3 separate regions of the Mus musculus genome follow, and regions 1 and 2 are each linked to region 3. A link is a loop called in an ENCODE intact Hi-C map of the cell type or tissue named here. Cell type or tissue: heart. All regions are shown on one strand.

Region 1 (8,000 bases), 230 kb before region 3:
AAGTATGGCAGCCTGGCTCTCATAGGTAGGATTCTGTATGGCATCTCACAGAGGGCAAATTGGCCTCAGTACGCAAATGCATATTTCAGAAGGAAACAGAAATCATTAGGATTCATTATCTGAGCCCCTTCTTTGTGATAGAGGCATTTTGCATTCTAAACCTGGTTGTCAAATCCAGACCTCATTCCCAAAGATTATCCCCAAGCATTATTCTTAAAGGATGAGGCATAAATATAAATTTCATGCCCTCCAGCAAAGAGTTCACAAGCCTCTGTGAGCTGAGCTAACAGAAAGGATTTCTCTTGCAGGTAGCAACTCAGCCCAGAGTGATGCCCTTCAAGGAAACACCGAGAGATGCAATTTGTTTAACTACCACAGTGGTTTTCAAGGCACATTTGGAGCAGGGTATACAAGAGAACCTTCCCAAAGTGACTGTGAGCCTCTGGGCACCCGTTTCCATTCTGCTTCCTGCAGAAACAGCACCTGCTCTTGCATTCAGCGCAAGTCACCTCTGATATTGACTGCACTTACAGATGCTGAAAGGTTCTGGTGCGTTAAGCCTCTTCATCTGTCTGTGGTTCTGGGTCTCAACAAAAAGATGAGCCATGTAATAGGGCAAATTGGAGAAAGTCTGTGTCTCTCAAACATAAACTGCCACCACTTTAGAATTCCCTTTCCATAAATGATCTTAGAAGTTATAAAAAAATATATATCTAAGCTTTAACTTGCTCCTTTCTCTCGATCACTCACTCTTGCTATTTTTCCTTTCTGTCTACTTCTGCTAGTCTGCTTCCTTTGGTAAGCTGCATGCAAGGTCACACGGCCTCCACTTCATTGCTTCACTCCTCCAAAACAAATTCAGTGTAAATGCAACAAAGTCAAAGCATGCGTTTGGTCTCATTAAGCTCACAAAATCCTTGGGGGAGAAACAAGGAATTTGGTTCATTATCCTAACCGTTAATGAAGGATAAATTGCATATGTCTAAGTGTGATCTGCATTTTATTTTTTAATCAGGTGTTTGATTCTCTTCCTTCTTTAAAAAAAAAAAGTGAAGCTGAGCCTGGGTATGGTGGTGAAAACCTTTAATCTCATCACTCAGGAAGCAGAAGCAGGCAGAGATATCTGTGAGTTCAAGGGCAGCCTGGTCAAAAAGATAGCCCCCTCCAAAAATCATTAAATTTGTTATTCAGTGGATCCCAGAAAACAAAGGTAAATTAGTTTTTCTCACATAAGTTGTGCATACCAGCAAAATGTTTAAGAGAGATGAAAAGATCTTACAGAGTAAAGGGTCCTCTTTAAAGCTGGGCAGAGTGGTGGTGTACACTGGTAATTCCAGTGCTGAGAAAGACAGACACAGGTACACCTCTGGGTCTTGCTGGCTTACCAGACTAGACTAATTAGTGAACTCCAGGTTCAGTGGGAGACTCAGTCTCAAAAGGGGGCAGGGGGAAGGAGGGAAGGAGGGGTCGAGGGAGGAAGGGAGAGAGATATACATTTATATGTGTACTTAAGCCTATTTGTGCAGTCAAGCTCACACACATTTGTATGTGTTTTCAGACATATATGTGCACTCATTCACACACACACACATTAAAATGAACCCTTTTAATGAAGTGACTGATAAACAAAAGACTGTGCATAGTAGATGTATTAAACAGAGAACATAAGATTCCAGTCTTCCTGCAAGGTATCCCATGATACCAAGCCTTGAGTCAGACACACAGGCCACAGAATCCAATGGTCAGAGGCTGAAGTGACAGCTGAGGGAAATAGTCATCTCTTTTCTGTCTCTCTCTTCTGGTCTCTCAATTCTTTTCTTTTCTTTCTTTGCCTTAATTTCCTGTTTGTAAAACAGTGGAAGATAGGCCTTGAGACAGTAATGAAAGTCCATGTTAATCAAAAACAAAATAATGTCTCTCACCCAAGAACTCAGAGCTGCTATTAATTTGCAATGGGCTCTTTTACCTTGGGGAAGTCCCACTGCTTCAATACAGACACAAGGCCTCCGTCCCAGCAGCTCCCCAGACATTGTCTCCCAGTGAGGCATGATGGTGGTTTGCATTACCCACTCCCCCACTGGGCTCTGAGATTCTTCTTCAGGGAAGAAACTCTGGTCTTTCATTCCTGTTCTTTTCTAGGCCCGAGTTCACAGATACCATTCAATCAATATTTGATGAATGTACAGATAAATAAATGAGTGAATACAGGCATATATTTTCTACCATAAACTCATCTTCCACAGACAGACTGCCCCAGGTGATGCCCATACTCTGTGCAGAATCTCCTATTGTATCATTACTACTGATGAATCTCACATGCAATATACTTCAAAATGTTTTCACACATTAGTGTCCTTAAAATTTTATCACCATTAAAAATATTCACATAATAAAATGTTACTTAATTTACATGTTTGCATAATTAAAAAAAAACTGATCTCTTAGCCAATGTGATAGGCAGATATTCTATTTTGGTAAAGGTTGCAGTTTATCACCTTTTCAAGCAGACTCCTCTACAAATGCACACCCGCCCAAACTTGGGAAGGGTACTGTAGGTTGAGCATAGAGGTCTCCGGTTTGAAATAGTATTCAGGGTTTTGAAGGGGAATATGATTCGTAACAATTACAACAGTCTAGAGCTGGCACCATGAGTTCCCTCTCATCAAAGAAGTCCTGTAGAGTCTGGAAGTCAGCTGGATAGCACTTGTTGGAAGCACTGAGCAAACACTGGCTTCGATGCCCTTGACCTTATCTTCAATCTGAAATCAGAAGATACAGTTTCCCCCCTCCATGGGAAATAGAAGAGTTTTCTCGAATTATTAAGTGGTCCAGGGACTGCTAAATCATTTACACAAAGACCAAGGGTGGCAAGGCCAGAGTCTGAGCTTTCCCGAATAGTAATTTCCTACTGACTCCATCACTGGAGGGCTCAAGGATTCAATCAATACACCAGCTGTTTTAGTCAACTCTCCGTTGCTATGAGAAAATACTAGAGAGATTAACTTAGAAAGAGAAAATGTTTATTTTTTGCTTCCAGTTTTTCACTTTCAAGTCCATAGTGAATAGTGTGTAGAACAAACAAAATGCCTTTTTCTCGTGGCCAAGAAAGAAAGACAGAGAAGAGCATGAACTCCCACAGTCTCCTTTAGTAGCACACTCCCAATGACAAGATCATCCAGCAGGTCCTACATCTCACAATGGCCACCAGTTTTCAATAGTGCCACCCTTGGGATCAAGCATTTAACACACAGAGTTTGGGACACTCTCATCTAAACCACAGCAGCAGCCAAGAAGGAGATCCTTGGATTTTCTAGAATGACCCTGAGTGCAGGGTCTTTCTCTGGGTCCTCACTCTCTAGACATTGTTGGAGAGACACCTGTCTCCCCATAAGGGTGCATCAGACTTCCAATGCAAGATAATCAAAGGCCTGCAGGAGGTCACCCTAGGGGAAAAAAATGAAGTTAGTTGATTAGAATTTGAGGATTCTCATCCTCAGGCCACTAAGGACCTCACTGGTAATGGAAATGCAGTTTAATGATCCTTTCAGTTCGACCTAGATGATATGAAATATTACCTGCTACCACCAGCCATGGGATGCAGCCCATTGAACCCCAGTCAAGTGGGCTACTCTCTATTAAGACAGTTCCAGAGTATAAGTTGAGAGGTAAAACCTGGAGCCCTTGCAGAGATTTGACCTGAACCAAGGAGTGCTTGGATGACCCCAGTGGCCTGGGGAACTGACAGAAACTTCTGATTATCAGTTGCTTCTTTGTTCTCTCTATACCACAGCACATCTATGACTTCAGTTTTACTGAGAGAGTGAGTCTCGGCTTGCAAACAGTACTGAGGCTTCAGAGGCCTGACGCTGCCCTTCTTCATCATGAGGAAACTTCCAGCCTCACAGAAAAGGTCTACACAGATTGACTCGGATGGCAAATGGCAAGAGTAGTGTGAAGAGTATGCAGGAGCCAGGTGAACACAGATTCTCAGTGAGGTAGCTCCTGGCACAGATACAGTGCCAAAAATTGCTTTCTCAATTCTCACATCTTTAAAGGTAGATCTTCTGGGAGATTGCTTCTTTTATATTTTGTTAATTTTTTTTTTATTTTTGTTTTTAAATGTATATGAGTATTTTGCCTGAATGTATGTCTAGCCGCGTGCCATGTATACGTAGTACCCACAGAGGCCAGAAGAGGGCATCAGATATCCTGGACCAGAGTTACAGAGGGGTGTGAACCTTTATGTGAGTGCTAGGAACCAAACCCATGCCCTCTGGAGGAACAGACAGAGCTCTTTCTTAACTGCTGAGCGACCTCTGCAGGTCCATTCTGATTTTTAAAGTAAACAAAAGTGAGATGGAACACAGGGTCTTTTTATGCAAAATGACACAAAGAACAGAACATTTTAGGAGCAGGCAAAAGTCAGTAGCATGGAAAGAAAAATGTATTAGATAAGTTCTGCCCGTTACCCTTGAGCAGTCTTCTCAAAGCAGCCCAGACAAACTTTCCAAAGGGCTCCAGCGTGGTCTCCAAAGACATCATCCAGGACAAATGAATATGTACAGTTGGAGCCTTACTTCCACTTTAGGAACCTGGACTTGTCTTCCCAATTTACCTCAAAGCCAGGTGCTGGGCATGAGAGCATGGTTTTGTTTGTTTGTTTGTTTGTTTTAATTTCCATTTGTCCTCATGTGGGTCACTGCAACAGCATGCCAAAATCTAGACTCCAAAAAGGAAGAGGGTTATTTGTTTACTTGACAGGACAATGACAAGAGTTTGCGTCAGTTGGAGTATCCACACGTGTGAGCAAGAAGTGGGTCACAGAGGTGATGGAAGCAGATACTGGATTAGAGGAGGGGTTGAAAGCCACTTCTCCCTTTGGTTAGGCCACCTTTCACTTCATGTATCTCCAAAGCAGCAACATCGAGGATGTCAGGATTATTGATGTGACCAAGAAAAAAGAGGCTGCCAAAGTTATTTTATTTAGTACCATTATATGTGGCTATATCATCAGTATAATTAGGCCTCAGGAACCTGCATTGGTTCTGATGCTCGAGCCCTGAAAATACTGGAAGCCTGTTTGCATGGACATTTGCACTCCCTAACTCTTTCTGTAAGAGGGAAGAGGGACTTGGGAGGAAGAGATGGACTTGGGAGGAAGAGGGGAAAAGGCAGGCAGGATCAGGTATGGGAGGAGACTGGGATGATATACAGAGGGTCAGGAATTTGAACAGAGGTATGTAGCACTGGGGGATGGGCAACTGGGGTAGCCACCAGAAAGTCCCAGATGCCAGGAAAGCAAGAGGCTCCCAGGAACCAAAAGGGATGAGATTAGCTGAAATGCCCAAAAAAGGGGAGGAAACTTGTAGAGACCATATCCAAAGGTTAGGCAAGGCCCCTGGTTGGGAGATAGGGTCACACATTCATCTCCAAATTTTTAATCCAGAATGGCTCTAGGAAATACGGAGTCAAAGGGTGGAGCAGAGACAGAAGGAAAGACCATGTAGAGACTGCCCCACCTGGGGATCCATCCCATATATAGACACGAAACCCAAACACTATCTGATGCCAAGATGTGCTTGCTTACAGGAGCCTGATATAGCTGTTTCCTGAGAGGCTCTGCCAGAACCTGACAAATACAGAGGTGGATGCCCACAGCCAAGTATCAGACTGAGCATGGGGTCCCCAATGGAGGAGTTATGGGGAAGACTGAAGGACCTAAAGGGGTTTGCAACCCCATAGGAAGAACAACAATATCAACCAACCAGACTACCCAAAGTTCCCAGGGACTAAACCACCAACCAAAGAGTAGACATGGAGTGATCCATGGCTCCAGCCACGTATATAGCAGAGGATGGCCTTATCTGACATCAATGAGAGAAGAGGTCCTTGGGTCGTTGGGCCTGCGAAGGATTGATGCCCCAGTGTAGGGGAATGCCAGGACAGGGAAGCAGGAGTGGGTAGGTGGGAGGGGGAGCACCCTTATAGAACCAGGGGGAGAGGGGATGAGATAGGGGGTTCTGGAGGGGAAACCAGGAAAGGGGATAACATTTGAAATGTAAATACATAAAATATCCATTAAAAAAAAAGAGGGAGGCAGGAAACATTTAATTGTTATTTATCCAGATGTGGACATTGGGGGTTGAGGGTGTTTGGGATGAGAGGAGGTACCCTGATGAGTTATCTTGTGGCTTCTAGAACCAACCAAGGCATTAAGAGAAATTGAAACCATCAGAAAGAAAGAAAAACATCTTGCCCCTTTTGCTGAACAGAAACTCCAAGTGTTACAAATGTGGAAGTAAAAGAATGTCAAGGTCATGGAGCTATGGTTCTCAACCTGTGGGTCTTGACCCCTTCGGGAGTTGCATATCAGATATCCAGTGTATCAGATATTTACATTACGAGTCATAACAGTAGCCAAATTTTAGTTATTAAGTAGCAATGAAGATAATTTTAGGGTTGGGAGTCACCACAACATGAGGACCTGTACTAAAGGGTCACAGCATTAGGAGGGTTGAGAACCACTGCCATGGGAGGAAGGAAGGAAAGGAGGGAGGAAGCAAGGGAGAGAGAGAGAAGAAGGAGGGTGTACATTCTCTTTCATCTTGCTCTTGTGATTTCAGAATGGCCTTGATATTGTGACTGGGAATTGAAGGTCAGATGGGGATCTGCTTCAGACCACAACTCTCTAATGACCATAGAATCAAACAGCATGTTTATTCAATGGCTAGTGTAGCAGAAGGATTGAACAGGGAAATAACATGTTAGCTTGATAACATAATTTTCCATGGCTAAGCTTCTGTCCACTCTTGTAAGTCCACCCTGCACAAATGCTGGGTTCTAGCTGCTCTCCTCGATTCTTGGCTACATGGATGCAGCCATGCCATGCCTTTCCCAGGTTGAGAGACTGATCTGCCAGGTTACTGTTCCTGCAGTCATGCATCGGTTCCAGGTAACTCTTCTCTAAGGCTATGACACAGTTCAATGTGTGTGTAAGGGGGTGCGTGTCTCATTGTAGAATTAATTTGATTTCCTCCAGAAGAAGATTTCAAAAGGGGTTTTTGCTTAGGACGTGGTGCTAGAAGCACAAACCAGCATGGGTAAAGACAGACAAAGAAGGGAAGGAAAAATCTGGGATCCTGCTGTCTATGATACTGTTACTATGTTTACTCATTCAGAAACCAAATTATACAGGCAGTTTCTGAGGCTCTCATATCCCCTATTTTAAAACAACACTATATTTTATATCTTAATGATATTTGGTCTTAGAATTAAAGCACAGCTTCTCTGTTCTCTTAGATGTCTGGGCTACCATCAAGCCATCTGGAGCTGCAAGGGGAAATGAGTAATGCAGAAGAGTCCAAAAGCAAGGGGCAGCATGAGGACGTCACTCCTGAAATCATATAACTCCATGACTGTGTATTCATGGGCAGATCCTGATGGACTAGAACCATAGGACAAGCTCCCATATGAATGTAGAGTAGTCCTATGCTTAGACTGTTCACAGCACCCAAACTTGGAGCTTGCCTGCCAAGCACAGCTCTCTACTTAGCCTCATTCTGAGGTTGCAGAGTCCTACTTGGTTTTTTCTGCATGCCTCATGTGAAAGACAAATATAAGCAACCTCAGAGTAACAGCCAATCTCAAGTTCTCCCACCTTTTTGACCTTGTGACCTATTTGTATTCTAGTGTCTTGAGTCTTTGCATTCTTTCTTAGAGCTACTCCAACCTCTGGTTTCTTTTTCTTTCTTTCTTTCTTTCTTTCTTTCTTTCTTTCTTTCTTTCTTTCTTTCTTTCTTTCTTTCTTTCTCTCTCTCTCTCTCTCTCTCTCTCTCTCTCTCTCTCTCTCTCTCTCTCTCTCTCTCCCTCCCTCCCTCCCTCCCTCCCTCCCTCCCTCCCTCCCTCCCTCCCTCCCTCCCTCCCTCCCTCCCTTCTTTCTTTCTTTCTTTCTTTCTTTCTTTCTTTCTTTCTTTCTACCTCCGGTTTCTATTTGCTGCAGA
Region 2 (8,000 bases), 240 kb before region 3:
AGGGAAAGAAAGAATGAAATTCTGCCTCAGAAAAACCAGTGTGGGTGGCTCCTGAAGACAACAGAACTTGACATATGATCTCCACATGTATATGTACACTCATGTGAGCATAACCACATGCAAAGACACATTCTTCCACTGTAAACATATATGCTTTCACATGTGGAACATGTGTGAGAAGACAGCAAGAATGCATGAGTCCAGAGGCTGGACTAGGCTTCCCGACTCATACATAGCAGATGTGCAGCCTGACCCTCATGTGGGTCCTAAACAACTGGAACAGGGGTATTCCAAAAGCTGTTTCCTGTACGTGGGATATGGTCTTCTAGCTGGGCTGCCTTGTCTGGCCTCAGTGGGAGAGGAAGTGCCTAGCCTGGCATTGACTTGAAGTGCCAGGGTAGGGGGGATACCCAGAGAGGACAACACCCACTCAAAGGAGAAGGGGATGGGGGAAGGATTGTGGGAGCGGTTGACTGGGAGGGGACAATGAAAGGGATGTAAAGCGAATAAGTAAAAAATAAAATAAAAACCAACAATAATGTTGACTGGCTATTTGTACTGTCATCCACAGACAACTATGCTCCATGTATATCACGTTCTAGGCCAAAGGCTGGCACAATCTATCTTTTGACTTTGTGAGCGCCTACGGGCCCCTTGCACATCACAAGATAAGCTTATGCTGGGATGGCATGATCCAATCACAGCCCTCCTGGTCTGGCTGCCTTGTCTATGAGAATCATTATCTCCATTCCTTTACCGGGCTCATTTGTTTTCCATCTGCTAAGTGGGTTATTGAAGATAGGACCTTAGGAGGCATTTGAAAAACGGCCAAAAGGTTCTCAAAGGTTATGAGGTGCGAAGCTGCTGAGTTTTACTACGGAGAGCCAGGAGTCAAATGCAGTGGGGAATCACATCTATGGCAGATCTTTAAAGACTTCAAATACAATTTTCAAAAATTTCTGGTTTCATAATTTTTATTTATTCAACTTTATAAGTTATCCCTTGAGAATTTTGCACATGTATGTAATGAAATATGATCATATTTACCCTAGTCCTTTTTTCATGGTTTTGGGAATTGAACCTAGGGCCTTATGATTGACAGATAGATGCTTTATCACTGAGATGTATCCCTAGCCCTGACATTATCATTCAAAGGAACATGCCATTATTCATCAACAAAGCAAGGTTGTTGCCCCACAGTAAATCAGGGGCACAAGGCAAGTATCCAATTCTAAGATAGTCCTTGTTATCACCCAGAATGTACTGTTTTGTTAGTCATCAACGGGCTCTTGCTTTAGGGAAGTCTGAGTGTTGGAATTATCACAGTAAATGAAGTAGTCTGGCTGCTGTCCCCAATGGTACCTACATTTCCATGTGTGGGGTGGAGAAGGACATTAAGCAACAAAGAAATATAGGGATCACTCTGAAAGTATAAGTCATAGCTAGATGGCTTTGCTGGTCATAGTTTATACAGAGGCATTCATCCTCTGGCCCCTACTTGCTTCCTGTCCTTGTCTTAGGTGATATGGTCTCCATAGTTTAAATGTGCATGATAAAGAACTGCTTAATATTCTGAATGTGTCAAACACTCGTCTGTCTCTGCCCTGTGCATAGGCAGTTTTCTGTTTGGGGAGTCCTCTCTATGCCCACAAAACCTTTCTTGGAGTCCTCAGCCTCCTCCAGACACACTTCCTTTCAATCTAACCATGTGTAGCAGGAAACCTCTATTGCTACTCATAGGATCAGGATGGTAAGTCTCAGAATGATAGCTCATTGAATCTGGTGGCCCAACCAGTTTACAACTGTTGTAAAAGTTGAGTGACCACAGTAGAAGCTGTTAGACTCTGGAATCAGACTCCATAGTTTCCTTTCCCAGGTCTTCTGTCACACAACTATGTGGACTTGGGACGCTTTCCCTAATCATCACCCAGTTTCTATTCTTCTGTAACACAAGGAGAAAAAGTAATGCATACGTCAGAGAGCTGCTGTGTGGTTCACTGAGGTCACACATACACACACACACACACACACACACACACACACACACACAACTTAGAATTGTGTAAAGTATATGTAAGTACTCATCAGGGTTTAAAAATATAAGACCCTGTGAGTAATCAATTTACATCTATGTCATAGCAGTGGTCACAAAGCTGGGTACACAGCCTGGGACTACTTAGTAAATGGATGGCAACATAGAGCTCCAGATTTATTCTGAAGGAGGAAGAGTTATGATAACCGATCTTTTTTTCCAGGTAAAGCAGCAGAGGACAAGAATTATCAATCACTCCTTGAAAGTTGCAAGACCCAAGAGTAACAAAGGTTGGAGACTCAAGAGTTGTGTCATACAGAATTGCAGATGGTAAGATTTCTCTGCGAAGAGCCAGATAGGAAAAGTGTTTTGACTGTATGGCCATAGAACCTCCATCATAACAGTGACCTACTACAGTACCACAAAGAGGTGATGAGTGTTATGTAAACACAGTGACATGGCTGCCTTCCCAATAGACCTGCATTTACAACAGGCAGCAGGCTAGATTTGAGTCACAGGCTGTCATTTGCCAAATCTGGCTATAATAACACAATAACTAACTAGGAGTTAATGACTGCTTGTCATATTTTGAGCTCTGGTCTGAACATAAGAGGAATGTTAGTCCATTAAGGGCATGTCTATGAAGCAAAGCCTAAAGTTCTGCCATATAAGCAAGGAAAAGTATGGCATTTCCTTGCCTGATGTCATCAGTAATGACTTGGGGTGTGGGAGGATGAGCTGAGGTAGTCTTCCTCCAAGGCCCCTACTCCTAATTACTCCAGATGTCATCTCCTCAGACATTACATAGTGCTTACATACAAAATTCTGTTTCTCTACTCACAAAGCTTTTTGGAACTCATGCTTGATACAATGATCTGGTCTGCAAATATGTTTAGAATCAGTAACTTATCAACACATATAACTATGGCTTCATATAAAACAAAACACAAGCCAGGTTAAAGAAGGCTGAAGTGGTGGAATGGAGGTCCCTCACATCCTCTATCCCATACCTGAAGCTGTAAGATTAAACAGTGGGTAAATGTGGGTAAAAGGGTAAGCAGGTTGTTGAATGGTCAACAAAGAAGTTGAGCATTAAATAAGAGGGATGAAGATACTGTGGTGAAGATCGTGAATGTTAGGGTCTAATGATGGGGTTAAATTACTAATTCTTCTGTGTAGCCCTGAGAAACTCACTTAGCATCCTCTTCTGTTACTTATATCTGACCCACAGGGCTGTTATGAGATTAAATAAACTAAGACCTTACGTGTTAGTCACCACTGTGAGGAGTTATCTCTACTACAATAGAAAGGGTTTAGAAGACATAAATATATATGGTTTGGAACAAAATTACTTTGTTGTTTTTGTAGAGAAAGTAGAGTCATGACTAGTGGACACAGATGGAGGTCATATCTAGGCTTAATACAGAAGGAATCCACTGAGGTGGTGACATTCCAGTTGCTAGTGACATTTAAGCTGAAACTGGATGTGGTGTCTCACAGCCATGTTGTAGAGAAAAGTTCTGCTTCATGGAAGAGTTGATTGAATCTTAAATCCTTTAAGCTGTCACATGCTAGGCTGTGATTCCTTGTGGAATGTAATTAATCAAGATGCTAATCCAAAGTCTCCAATAGAGTGAGGTCAATTTGCAGTGCATTATCAGATAAAGTCAGCCGGTGAGTTCTTTCACTATCATATGATTAGCTGTGTAACAGTTGGGCAACTTGGTAAGGCGAGTCTTAGAATCCTCCTCTATAAAATGAGGCAAACTAAGGTATTCCTTAAGGCAGGCAATGCAATGTGGTTGTTCCATGTCTGAGACTTGGGTCAGAAGATCTGGGCTTAAATCTCAAATCTTCCACTGAACAGTGGGGCCTCTTTAAGGAAGGTGGGAAGCTCTCTGTGACTCAGTTTCCTCCCTGGGTTGTAGCAGTACCTATATTATCTCACAGGATCACTCTAAGGCTTGGCTATGAAACAGTGTTGAAACCTCACATGACACTCAAATTTAAATGCTATTATTATGGTATTAGCATAACTATTGTTATGAGGTCTCAGTGAGAAAATGCATTGCAAGGACACTCCAGTAAGCACATAAAGAATCAGAAGCAAGAGAAATGAGGGTAATGTTAAAAGGCTTTTATTCATCTTAGTCTGAGTATGTTATACACTCAGGATAACAGAGACATCAGACAGTAAAGTTCATGGAGAGGTTAAGACAGATACGATGGTTCCTCAAACCAGACAGTATTGTGAATACTACTAATTTTCAGTGCTCAGGATTTCATATCATGTTCATTATCATGTTTTCCTGAAATAGGCATAAGAAAGACCTTTTAGAATCTGACTGTACAATTTAAGACTTCCATGCACCAGGAAGTGAGATTATAAGAACTCCCCCAATGAATCAGACCTTCTCTGCAAACCACAGAAACAGATGCAAACACAGTCCCCAGAGCCAAGGCCTGTAGGACTCCAGAAGTGACCTCACTGAGTATGTGCACAGGAGCTTTGTTTTTTCTTTCTAAAGGTCAAACTCAGATTGGTCTTGCTTAACTCTGTCTCAGGAGACGCATGTCCAAGAATTAGATTGGGATGACACACGAAAAACCTAAGCAGCTCTCTGGGCAGAGGAGAGGTAGGGGGAGAGAGAGAAAGAGGAGAGAGAGAGAGAGAGAGAGAGAGAGAGAGAGAGAGAGAGAGAGAGAGAGAGAGAGAGAGAAACTGCTAACAACAAACCAACTCAGATCCAGAGTAACAGTGCAGAAGACAAACTGAGATTCTGAAACTTCAATGCCTTGCAAGTATCTGACTTGGAGTTTGATACCACATCCCATAAATCTGCTTGGAAAGTCCCTTTCAGTAGGGTTACTGCACAAGTCAAGTACCATAGGAACGTGGGTTAGATGAGCAATTAGTTACTGCTTATGCATAGAAAAGGTATATGGATAATATGAACATATTTAAAATAATAAACATACTCTACACTAATTGCGTTAGAAAGTAAATTGCCAAAGTAGTGTACATATCAAATGGCAAGAACATAAAGGTTATAAAAGGAAATGAAAAAACTGGGGAAGTTTCTGTAATATGCAATGGAATAAAATGTGAAGAAAATCTGTATTATAAAGCAGGAAACAGATGCAACAGAGATTGAACAAAAATTAATACTTAACACTTCTGACAATATCATAAAAATAATGGAAAATGTTGGTTGGGTATGCAAATTCCTAGGAAAAAAGACTCATCAAAACTGAATGAAATAGTAAAAATAGAGGGAATAGATTTAATTTTATAATACATATATAGAAAGATAGATATCCAATATAGAGTTTAATATGTACATATGTACACACACACACACACACACACACACACACACACACACGGCTGATCTCGACTTGCTCCATATTTCAGGCTGATGTTGAACTCATGAACCTCCTGACTCAGCCTCTATTGTGTTAGGGCTGCGGGCATATATCACCACTCTTGATAAGTGTAACAAATTTGTAAAGGGATTGTCTCGTAGTTACTCTTCCTGTTGTTGTGATAAAATACTCTGACAAAACCAATTTAAGGAAGGGAAGGTTTATTTTGGTTCATAGTTCAAGAGGGCAGTCCATTGTGGCTGAGAAGGGAAGGCATCAGAAGCTCTGGCCATCTGTCACTCTAAGTTCCCAGTCAAGAAAAAGAAGGGGTGGGCCGGCGGGATGGCTCAGCGGTTGAGAACAACGACTGATCTTCTGAAGGTCTTGAGTTCAATCCCAGCGACCACATGGTGGCTCACAACCATCTGTAATGAGACCTGATGCCCTCTTCTGGTGTGTCTGAAGATGGCTACAGTGTACTTACATATAACAATAAATAAATCTAAAAAGAAGAAGAAAAAGAAGAAGAAGAAGAAGAAGAAGAAGAAGAAGAAGAAGAAGAAGAAGAAGAAGAAGAAGAAGAAGAAGAAGAAGAAGAAGGGGTGATGAATACATGTGTGTGCTCAGGCAACTCTCTCTCTCTCTCACCCTGAGAACAGTTCCATTCACTCTTAGCATGGGCCCTCCCACTTCATTTAAGCCAATCTAGAGAGTCCTCATCAATATTCTCAATGATTTGCCTCCCAGGTGATATAGATTTTGTCAAACTTACAGTCATCACTAAACTATTGGAAAATACCAGAACTCCATATATTAGTCAGTTTTACCTGATTCCTAAGTAGAATAATCAAATCTTAAATTATTTCAATAGGTGAGCATAGAAAGATTTTCAGTTTATAAATAAATGCAGGATGATTTTTATATTAAAACCACGATCAGGAATATTCAAAACAAACAATAGGCCAGGCAACTCCAGTGATAAATATTAGTGCAAAAATGCTGAAAGCTATCAGCAAATCAAATCTAACAACTATATAGTAGGAAGTTCAGCACATGCAAGTATGAAATATGGTTATAATACAAGATTGTTAAATATCACAAACTGTAAGGCTACAACTTAACATGTTAAAAATGGATAATGTATGATTACACAATTTTTTTGTTTGTTTTTCAATTATTCTTTTTTTTCTTTTTTTTTAATTAGGTATTTTCCTCGTTTACATTTTCAATGCTATCCCAAAGGTCCCCCATACCGACCCCCCCAATCCCCTACCCACCCACTCCCCCTTTTTGTCCCTGGCATTCCCCTGTACTGGGGCATATAAAGTTTGCAAGTCCAATGGGCCTCTCTTTGCAGTGATGGCCGACTAGACCATCTTTTGATACATATGCAGCTAAAGACAAGAGCTCCCGGGTACTGGTTAGTTCATATTGTTGTTCCACCTATAGGGTTGCAGTTCCCTTTAGCTCCTTGGGTAATTTCTCTAGCTCCTCCATTAGGGGCCGGATTACACAATTTTTAAAATATATTTTGTGAAATATATTTTATAAACTCTAGCTATGGTAAAGCACTCAAACTAAAATCCCCAAGAAAACCAGAAGCAGAAGGTAACTGCGTTAGTTTGTTAGAGAGAAACTGATGGCCACAAATAGCAAAGTCTAAACAAAACAAAACAAAACAAAACAAAACAACCCAACAGCAACAAAAAGGAGAATACTGAAGACATGTCTTCCGATCTCAACTCTGCAGTAAAGCCACCCTCTGTTACTGCTCCCTATCAAGGTTCACTAAATTCCTAGTCCAGGATGGAGACAGCAAAGAGCCCTTGTGGTCTAAGGACTGAAAGGTCAACAAGACTATTCAAGTGAACAGATGAAAAACTGAATGAGAAGGAAGGAAAGAAAGACTGAGTGAAGATAAGAGGAAGAACGGGAGGGGGTTAGAGAGGAAAGATGGGATTAAGCATCTGCAGAGCTCACTTGAGCAGGGCTGGGGAAACAGCTCAGTTCATAACAGCACTTATCATGTAAGTATAAAGACCTGAGTTCAGATCCCAGCACCCAGGTGAATGGAGCCTGGTGTTTCTGTAATCCCAGTGTGTCTGTGGTGAGATGGAGGGTGGAGCCAGAATACCCAAAAGCCAACAGACACAGTGGTGAGCAACAATAAGAGACCCTGTTGTATAGAAGACAGAAGGTGACATCTGATACCTGAGCTTGTCCTCTGAGATGTCATGCATGAACTTCCTAGCTGCTTTTAAATATTGGATGCTCATGGGTCCCATGGAAAGACAATATACACTTTTTCATTGTTTACACATGAGCTCATTCCAACCCTCTTGCCTTTTCTTTCTTTGACAGACACAGACAGACAGACAGACAGACACACACACACACACACACACACACACACACACACACACAGCAGGGGCAACTCAGTATATTTGAATTTTCATAGTGACTGCCATCCTACTTTTCAATCTTGTAGTTAGAATATCAGTTATATCTTCTGAAATTCTCAAGCTATCTTACCTATAAAATTAGACTTTTCTACAATCTTGCTTAATTAGGTAGATAATGACATCATTTAAACTAATAGAAA
Region 3 (8,000 bases):
CTTTGTGAATGCAAGGATGTTAAGGCTTTATTCCAATGTAATTATTGTGGAAAGGAACCTCTTGGAAGAGATTGGGTTAAAAGGATTCTGGACTAAGCCAGGATCCGGGATGCTCATTTTAAGATGAGAGCACAGAAGGGCTTTATTTCTGTCTCCAGAGTAGACTTTTTCTCTTTAAAAAAATAAAGGAAAAGGGAGGGAGGAATAGGTGGATATAACCACAAAGTACATTGTCTACCTGTATGAAAATTTAAAGAATAAATAAAAATATTAATTAAAAACAACAATCCACACACACATAAATAAAAGGAATATTAATGAAAAATTCTAATTAAAGTCTTAAGGCTTCCTTCAAACCTCAATTTAATTTCTGTTCTAAATAGACTAATGATTTTTGGCTTAATTAAAACTACATTTGCTCTGTTTGATTTAGTGCATGTAGCTTTTCATGGGTCTACAGAACAAGGAAAGGGAAATAAGAGGCCCTGTGATAGGAGGAGGTGGGGGAGAGTGGATTGTTCTATATCTTTCACAGCAAGCCTTTGGTGAATTTATCGTGGTACCAGGGCTGGAAGTTTGCTGCGACAGAAGGGGACGTGATGTGATTTTTAGCAATGAGATGATCTTTCTTCCAAAAATAGATCCACCTGCTTATGAATGCCTGGCATTCCTGTAACTTGGGACACAGTCAGAAAGACCAGTTGTTTTCTCTGATACCCTTCCCACAGGCTGGCTGAGGCTCAACATTCCAGCCTTGAACTTTGGCTAAGTTTTACTTCACAGTCTACCTTAAGGCATGTGTGTCCTTTCCACATCTAGCTCCCAGATATTCTAACTACAGTTGATATTACCTCGACATTTTCAACAGAGGTAACATGAGAGGAGAATTTAAATTTTGCCCATTCCTTTCTCAACTTATGACGCTGGTCAAGTCCTTAACTGCATATGCAGTAGCTTGCTTCTATAGTAAATGTTAGTAATAACGTTTACTCGAGTTGGCAGGGCTCCGAGGAGGTTTTAATCAAGAAAATATAGAGCAATAATTAGCAACCTGATCGTCAACCAAGGTGAAAGTAGTTAAAACACTGTAACATCCACATAGTGGCACAGAGTATAGCTGTGGAAGGAGAAAGGACTTTTCTATATTTAGTGACGTGAGTATAGCATCCAGGACGTGAAGCAGCAAATGTAAGATGTATAGCAATGTATAAATGTTTATAGTGTGATATAGCTTAGACTTAGAAAGGAGAACATACAAGTATATACATTTATTTATACTAGTAGGGTAAATCACAAATTCTTTAAAAATTGGTTACACGTCATGAGATGGAAAGAATATGAAATCTGGGATATGAAAGAAATAGATTTCTTTCTCTCTCTCTCTCTGTGTGTGTGTGTGTGTGTGTGTGTGTGCACACACATGTATGTGCAGATCACCTGGAGCTGGGTTTTTAGGTGTTTGTGTGCTGCTCAATATGTACCAGAAATCAAACTCAGGCCTTCCGGAAGAGGATCAAGCAATCTATACCACTGAGTCACCTCTCCAGCTCTTTACCTTAACTTAGGCAACTTCTTAACTAACCCAAGTAAAAGAGAAAACAGCATAGCAGAGCCTGCTAGTCTCTGAAACCTTACTAGATATAAATTCTATTTTACAATAATCACCAAAATTGCTTTGAATGTCTTTCAGATACAAATCTCCAAATAAGCAAATAAGATTGTACATCTTGTCTAGGGAGACTGACTCTGATTCTAAGAATACAAAGAGGTTCAAGGCTTGTTTTGTTTTGCTTGGTTTTAGATTGAGTTATGTTGGCTAGTTACCAGTGACAACAGTTACATAATTATTAGGACTAGTGTTGCCATTTAGATTGGGATAAAAATGACGAAGTAATTAAATTAGCATTTTTAGAGGATGAGATTCCTAGAATAAATAAATAACATTAAAGTAAAAAAAATGAGTTTAATGAGTTTAAAAATTCACTAATCTTTATTTCTACTGAAAAGAGGTGGCATGAGTCTATATATAGCATGCGCTATTCTTTATAAAAATTACACATTTCCTCAGTATGTCTTTTGGGGAAACCAGTAAGTGTGTCTGTTCTGAGAGAAAGAAACTCTGGGTTCTGGGAACATGAAGTCTATATTTTGTTTCTGTCTGAAAGGAATCAGGTTCCTTGGAAAAGTGATAGATTCTATAGGTGGGGCAGAAAATATTTGTGATGAATGTGAAATCATGATCAGAATATGTGTTAACCTCAAGAAGCCCCACTGGCTCGAGATGGAGAGAAGAAGCCCCAACATTTAATGCACCAAATATGGAAAATGGGAAAGAGCAAAGGTCCTTGGGAGGGTGTTGGGCAGCAACCTACTCTTTGGAAAAAAAAAAAAAATAAAGAGTAGAGCATTTATCGTACCGCTTATTTGTTTTTCTTTTGTTTTATATCACTCAATTGAGGAGGGGGAAACTCTTCCTTCAAATTCTTCTGGCTAACAGATTTTGCAGGAACGACATAGAATGTCTCCACTTTGCTAATTCTAAAGGATGCTGGACCTAGACAATGATCATCCATGGACCACTAACTAATGAGTGACAGGAACCCTGACCATGGAGGCTTATCAGATGAACATTTTCCCTGCTCACTGATCAGTTCTAACATCAGCAAGTGGGGAGAGCTGGAATCATGGGAGTCCTGAGACAAATACAACTGAAACGGGGTCAGATCCTCCCTACACAGAGAATAAACTCTGTACTCTAATCACACGTTTGTATTAATTGTGCATGGTCACAGAAGAATAAATTATTTGACAGTATAGCATCAGTGCACCTATTATTTGAAACGTTCTATGGCCCAAAATTTCCATTTTCTTTTCAGGACAGAGGAACACGTGCATGGCAGAAGGCCAAGGGGAAGTACTATGAACCCCCAAGGACAGGGGAGACTGACACCAATGAGCTCAGTGGATCCTGAGCTGAACAGTCCAGAGGGAAAAGTGCATTTTGGAGGACACTCGGGTCCATTTGAAAGATGGCTTGCTTATCAGATTGTATACCATGATTATTAAATGTATTTTGCGTGATAGTGAGCGAGCTCTGAACTCTGGTCTACTAACAACACACAATGGCAGGCCTAGAGTTAAAGAGACACAGTATCTGGGCTAAGCTTATTACAAACACAAAACGATACATGAAACAAGGTAGGTCTGATTCAGACTGGGCTTTTCGGTTCCTATAGAGCATTCTTTGAGGGGTCACTTGAGGTGAGAAAACAGAATTTGGGTAAAATGAATGCAAAAATAATAAAAGGGAAGCTATGCTTAGCAGCATTGTCTTTGACGGGTAGCTATTTTGGCTAATATTAGATTATACTCAAAAGTACCAGAAATACCCCTATTGCCCACGTCAAGATAAGGACTTCATTGTCAAGGCCTACCAGTTCCTTGAAGAACTTCCTTCTGCTTCAGAAACCATCTTGATTACTGATGAAGAAGACAGGGCAGTGGGGTTTGTGTCTCTGCTTCTGTGGCAGCTGTGTTATCATGTCCTTTCTGTTCTCATTAGTCAACCAGAGCCGACTATTGGTCAAGAGAACTCTACCCAGCTCAGTGGAAGTTGGTTCCTTTAGGACAACCCACTGTTTTTTCCTTTTTCCTTTTATTTTTCTTCTTCTCCCAGGAAAGTCTTCAGATATTTTATCTAGTTCAAATCTCATCAATGGGAATCCCCCTTTCTTCCCTTTTGTGCGTTATCCTTGAGTTTATGTAAGGTGAGCAATTTTAAGTCCTCCTGAATGAAGCAATCTGGGCTAAAGTTAGAAAAAAAATATGAGAGAGAGAGAGAGGGGGGGGGGGTGGGGGGAGAGGGAGAGGGGGGGAAGGGAGGGGGAGGGGGAGAGGGATCGTATTGTCCAAGGCGCCTTCAAATATGCTCGCACAAACCACGTGACACAGACTCTTTGCTCCAGTAGGTTTTTATCCTTCTTGTATCATTAGAACAATCAAACTCTAGTGTTAGACCGACAGAAGATGGCAATGTATTAGTATTTCCTCACACTCTGCCTAGAGGGAATTTTGACCCCAGAAAGCAGTTCTCTGGCAGGAAACAGTGGGAGAAGACATGAAGTGAGACAATAGAGAGGATTTTCCAGGCTGTTTATCTACCCACCACCATGTTTTCCTGGGCACAGATCTGAGCCCTTAAAACCAAAACAACCTAGACTGAAAAGGTAACACAAAACATTCCCCGCGGCCATGGCTACGCAGTCCCTTGGTATTGCTGCCATCTATTGGCACCAGGTGGTAACACCGGACAAAGTGAAGCCCTAGGGTGTTTGGTGTTTGTTTCCCTGAATACCAATGGTCCCACAGGTAGAACAGACTTACTTCAGAGAGGGCGGATCATATGATAAGACTTTAGTGGTGAAAATATATGTATGTGATATATATTCTTGAGAAGGGCTGTGCGTTTGTGCTATCTTAACGTGCCCCCAAAGGGCTCCTACCAGCTGAAGAGACTAAACAGGGTAGGATTAATACCCACGAAAGCCAGTGGAATAACCTTCGCAGTTCTTCTGTGTTACAGCAGAGAATCCCATGGCCCTTTGCGGCAGGTTTTAGAGGATGGTAAAGATTTGTCCCATCTGAACGATTACTGTAAGTGTTGGGTTGTACTAAACTCATCATTATTTGAGGAAAGTGGTCTTTATTCAGTTTCTGTCTGTGTACCCAGTGGCTCAAAGTCTCTAAGCCATAGGGATTTTCTTGATCTTAGGACAGAGTCATGAGAACCTCTGGGTAAAGTGTTAGGACTATCACCCTACAGTGCATTTTCCCACTCTTCTGGATTCAGGCCAACAGTTAACGTTAATTTTTAATGAAATGACCTAACATATTTTAAAACAATTACAACTTCTTTGATTAGTAGGCAGCTACAGCTTGTGCTTCTTGGCTGTCCTACCTGAGCTTGGCTACCACTCTCCGGGGGGACTCCCCAGGTTTAGTATGTGGCTTGCCTGTGTCATGACACTGGAGACTCCTGCCACAGTTCAGGAGGTATACTGGGGGACATAGAAGCTACTTCAGAAGGAGGGGAGTCATTTAGGCCTTCTGTCTCCATGTCTCCGTTGTAGTTTATGTATATTCATTTAAGAAGCTTTTATGGATGAAATGACCTAGCATTAATTAAACTTATCTTTACAAACAAGATGAGGCGATTCTAATTGAAAAATTTGCTGATTCAACAGAATAAGTAATTACTAAAACCTTGTACCTAAAAATGAAATCAAAGTACAAATAATAGATGATATCAAGGAAGATGGAGAAGAAAGTTCAGAAAAGTCCACACTACTGTAGGTCCTGGTCAGTTTCTGGATAAGGAAAGAAATCCAGGTTAAATCAGGTGAGTCTGTGGGCCTCCTTAGAGATTATAGGGAATCCCCAGGACAACTAGCTGCAGCCTCAGATGATAAGATACACTCACCGTTAATTGTTGAATGAATATACCTTTATTCCAGAAAAAGTCCACTTATATGTTCACTGTAAAAGACATATCCAAGTCGCAAAACAGTACGGTTAGTTTCTGTAAAATGGCCTGAGTAAAAAACACACCAAGAAATTAATATTAAAACTAAAGATAATTTAGCATTATTAACATTAGGTAAAAAAATGAAATAATAAACTAAAATCTGAGAAGTTTGACCCTGGTAAATGCTGACAAAGTAAAAGTATGTAATACTCAGGGGTATTTTACAAATTTAATAATGTAGCTTTGCAAAGAAGAAAGCAAGAGCCCAGTACTACAAAGGACAAATTCATAATTCTACTCTCATTATAAGATATTTTAAGAAATTTACCTCAATACATTTTAAAAAGACAGTGATCAACAATTAAAAAGAAAAAAAACGAGATTTATACACACAATTAACACACAGAACCCAATACTTTCTAAGCATTCTTTACAAGCTTATAAAAATGGATTTCGTAAGGCCCAGTAATTGATAACAGGAAGATTAAGATCTTTGACCACAGTAGAATAATTAGAACATAAAAATAAGCAGGTGGCTCCCCAGACCTACACTTTCCAGAATAGGTACTTTTCAGGAGAGCGGAGTTTGGGTGGTAATCCAAGCAGTCTAGGAATCAGGCCAGTGACAGCATAGCCACTAACTTCACCCTAAGCTGCATGAAGCCATGTGCCTGACCAGGCCGTCTCATGGTGAGGGAGGGCATTTGCTTTTAGCTTAATGGTCCCTTGTGACAGAAAGAGTGCCATCCATCAGAGGTGCCGATCAGGTACCAGAGGCTCGTCTGTGGACTATGAGCCTCCGTGATCAGACTGCAGAGGTGTGGCCAAAGTTGGTATCATACATTCTGGCCAGTGGAAAAACAATAGGCAAAAAGTACCCCATTAGAGAGGAGCTGGATTTGAGCATGAGTTTCATTAATAGCTCAATTATAGAGTTAGGACTTCTCATTCAGAATGACCTTGGCTTTTTTGTTCACTCATTGGGTAGGGAAGTCCTATAATCATTTCCCTGAAAACATCATCAAGTGGAGAGGAAGTGATTAAGGAACTATTTATAGAATCTCAGCAGTCTCTGGGATTTGAAGTTAGCTACCAACTTTATAGCCTTTGTTAGCAAGAGGAAGCTAAAAGATCTGAGAGTGGACATTGATCCGAGGGTTGGCAGTGCAATGCATTTGGTTGTCCTTAATCTTATATTGAGATTCCCCTTCCTCATTTTTTTTTTTTTTTGAGGGAGAGCAGCAAGTAGATTATCCTGGTTACTAGGCAAAAATGCAGGACTGTCATGAGTCGGGATTGAGGACAGAGGCGAGAAGGAAGCCTGGGACTGGGAGGTTAGGTTATAGCTATTTATTCATAAGTAGTAACAAGTAGCAAAATGGGATCACATTCTTTCACACACACACTTCACTAACCTCCTGTCTGGCCCAATGTCATAGATGGTGGCACATCAGGTAAGATTTGCAAGATAGTGGACGTCTGGGTAGGTTGATCTCAGCATGATGGCATCTCCATGGGACTCTGGGAGTGAGTGAATTGGGATGGCTAGACTGGGGTTTTTAAGCTACTTTTATCCAATCATAATTAAGGCGTTCACACATTACTTCATCTTTATTGAACTCATACACCCACCAAACTCTAGTTTTGGTTTCCAAGCTTACATTCACCCACGGCTTCTTTATCTTATTCCTTACTGGGGCCAAGCTAGGACTTTAGTAAAAAGGAATCCTGTGATCTGGGGTTTGTGTACATCTGAGTGCAATAAGGACTGGAAAACATCTTTCAAATATTAGATCTCAATTTCCCAATACCCCCAAAACCCACCCCTGGAAGTTTAGTGCATGAAAGATGCTCTGTGGGAAACTCCAAGAAATACAGTGGAGGAAAATTCATATTTTTCTATTGAGCCATTTGTCATACAGAATTCAGTGCATCCATCATGACTGTGTTACTAAACTGCCCCTTCCTAAGCACCTATAATACTCTAGGACCCCTTTGTATCTCATCTATAACATTCAAAATGACTTTTATTACATAGGAAGACAGTATAGCTTAAGCAGGTTTAATGGATGGGCTAATATCACACAGCATGTAAGCTGAAGAGATGCTTTTGTTAACTAAGATGTGTCTATTTTCCTAGGAAATTGCATCAACACATCAATTTCCTGCATTTAGAGTCAAGGGTTGGGCGGAAATCAACTGTTTTTTCATCATTCCTAACTGAAAAGATCCTTACAGTTCTGGTGGGATGGTAGCTCAGTGGTAGAATGATGGCCCAGAATTAATCACCAGAACTGTAAAACAAACAAACAAACAAACAAACAAACAAAACAACAAAAAACCACCATCATCAACCTAACAAAACCAAAAACAAACAAACAAAAACCAAAATCAAAACAACCACCAAAACCAAAACCAAATGAAACAAAACCAAACAAAACAGACAAACAAACAAAACAAAAACAAAGAAACTAAC

Evidence for each region. Peaks named below come from ENCODE experiments on the same cell type or tissue, not always from the same donor. Only the 100,000 strongest peaks of a DNase experiment are listed, where the experiment ranks them.
Region 1: a loop joins it to region 3, with 2.3 times the contacts of the local background. A loop is called at or near these places in 6 of 42 quality-filtered maps.
Region 2: a loop joins it to region 3, with 2.4 times the contacts of the local background. A loop is called at or near these places in 5 of 42 quality-filtered maps.

Annotation. Positions count from the first base shown.
Region 1 is chr15:55,814,830-55,822,829 of GRCm38, forward strand. The region is part of intron 1 of Sntb1 (syntrophin, basic 1); the gene reads right to left. Among named protein-coding and RNA genes, the nearest start is that of Sntb1, 88 kb to the right of the region's middle. In heart, a CTCF peak has its summit at 4,175 (motif pointing right); no DNase peak of the experiment used is centred here.
Region 2 is chr15:55,802,004-55,810,003 of GRCm38, forward strand. The region is part of intron 1 of Sntb1 (syntrophin, basic 1); the gene reads right to left. Among named protein-coding and RNA genes, the nearest start is that of Sntb1, 100 kb to the right of the region's middle. In heart, no CTCF peak of the experiment used is centred here; a DNase peak (open chromatin) is centred at 4,528.
Region 3 is chr15:56,042,793-56,050,792 of GRCm38, forward strand. No RefSeq gene overlaps it. Among named protein-coding and RNA genes, the nearest start is that of Gm46516, 120 kb to the left of the region's middle. In heart, no CTCF peak of the experiment used is centred here; a DNase peak (open chromatin) is centred at 4,299; H3K4me3 peaks cover 518 bases; H3K27ac peaks cover 362 bases.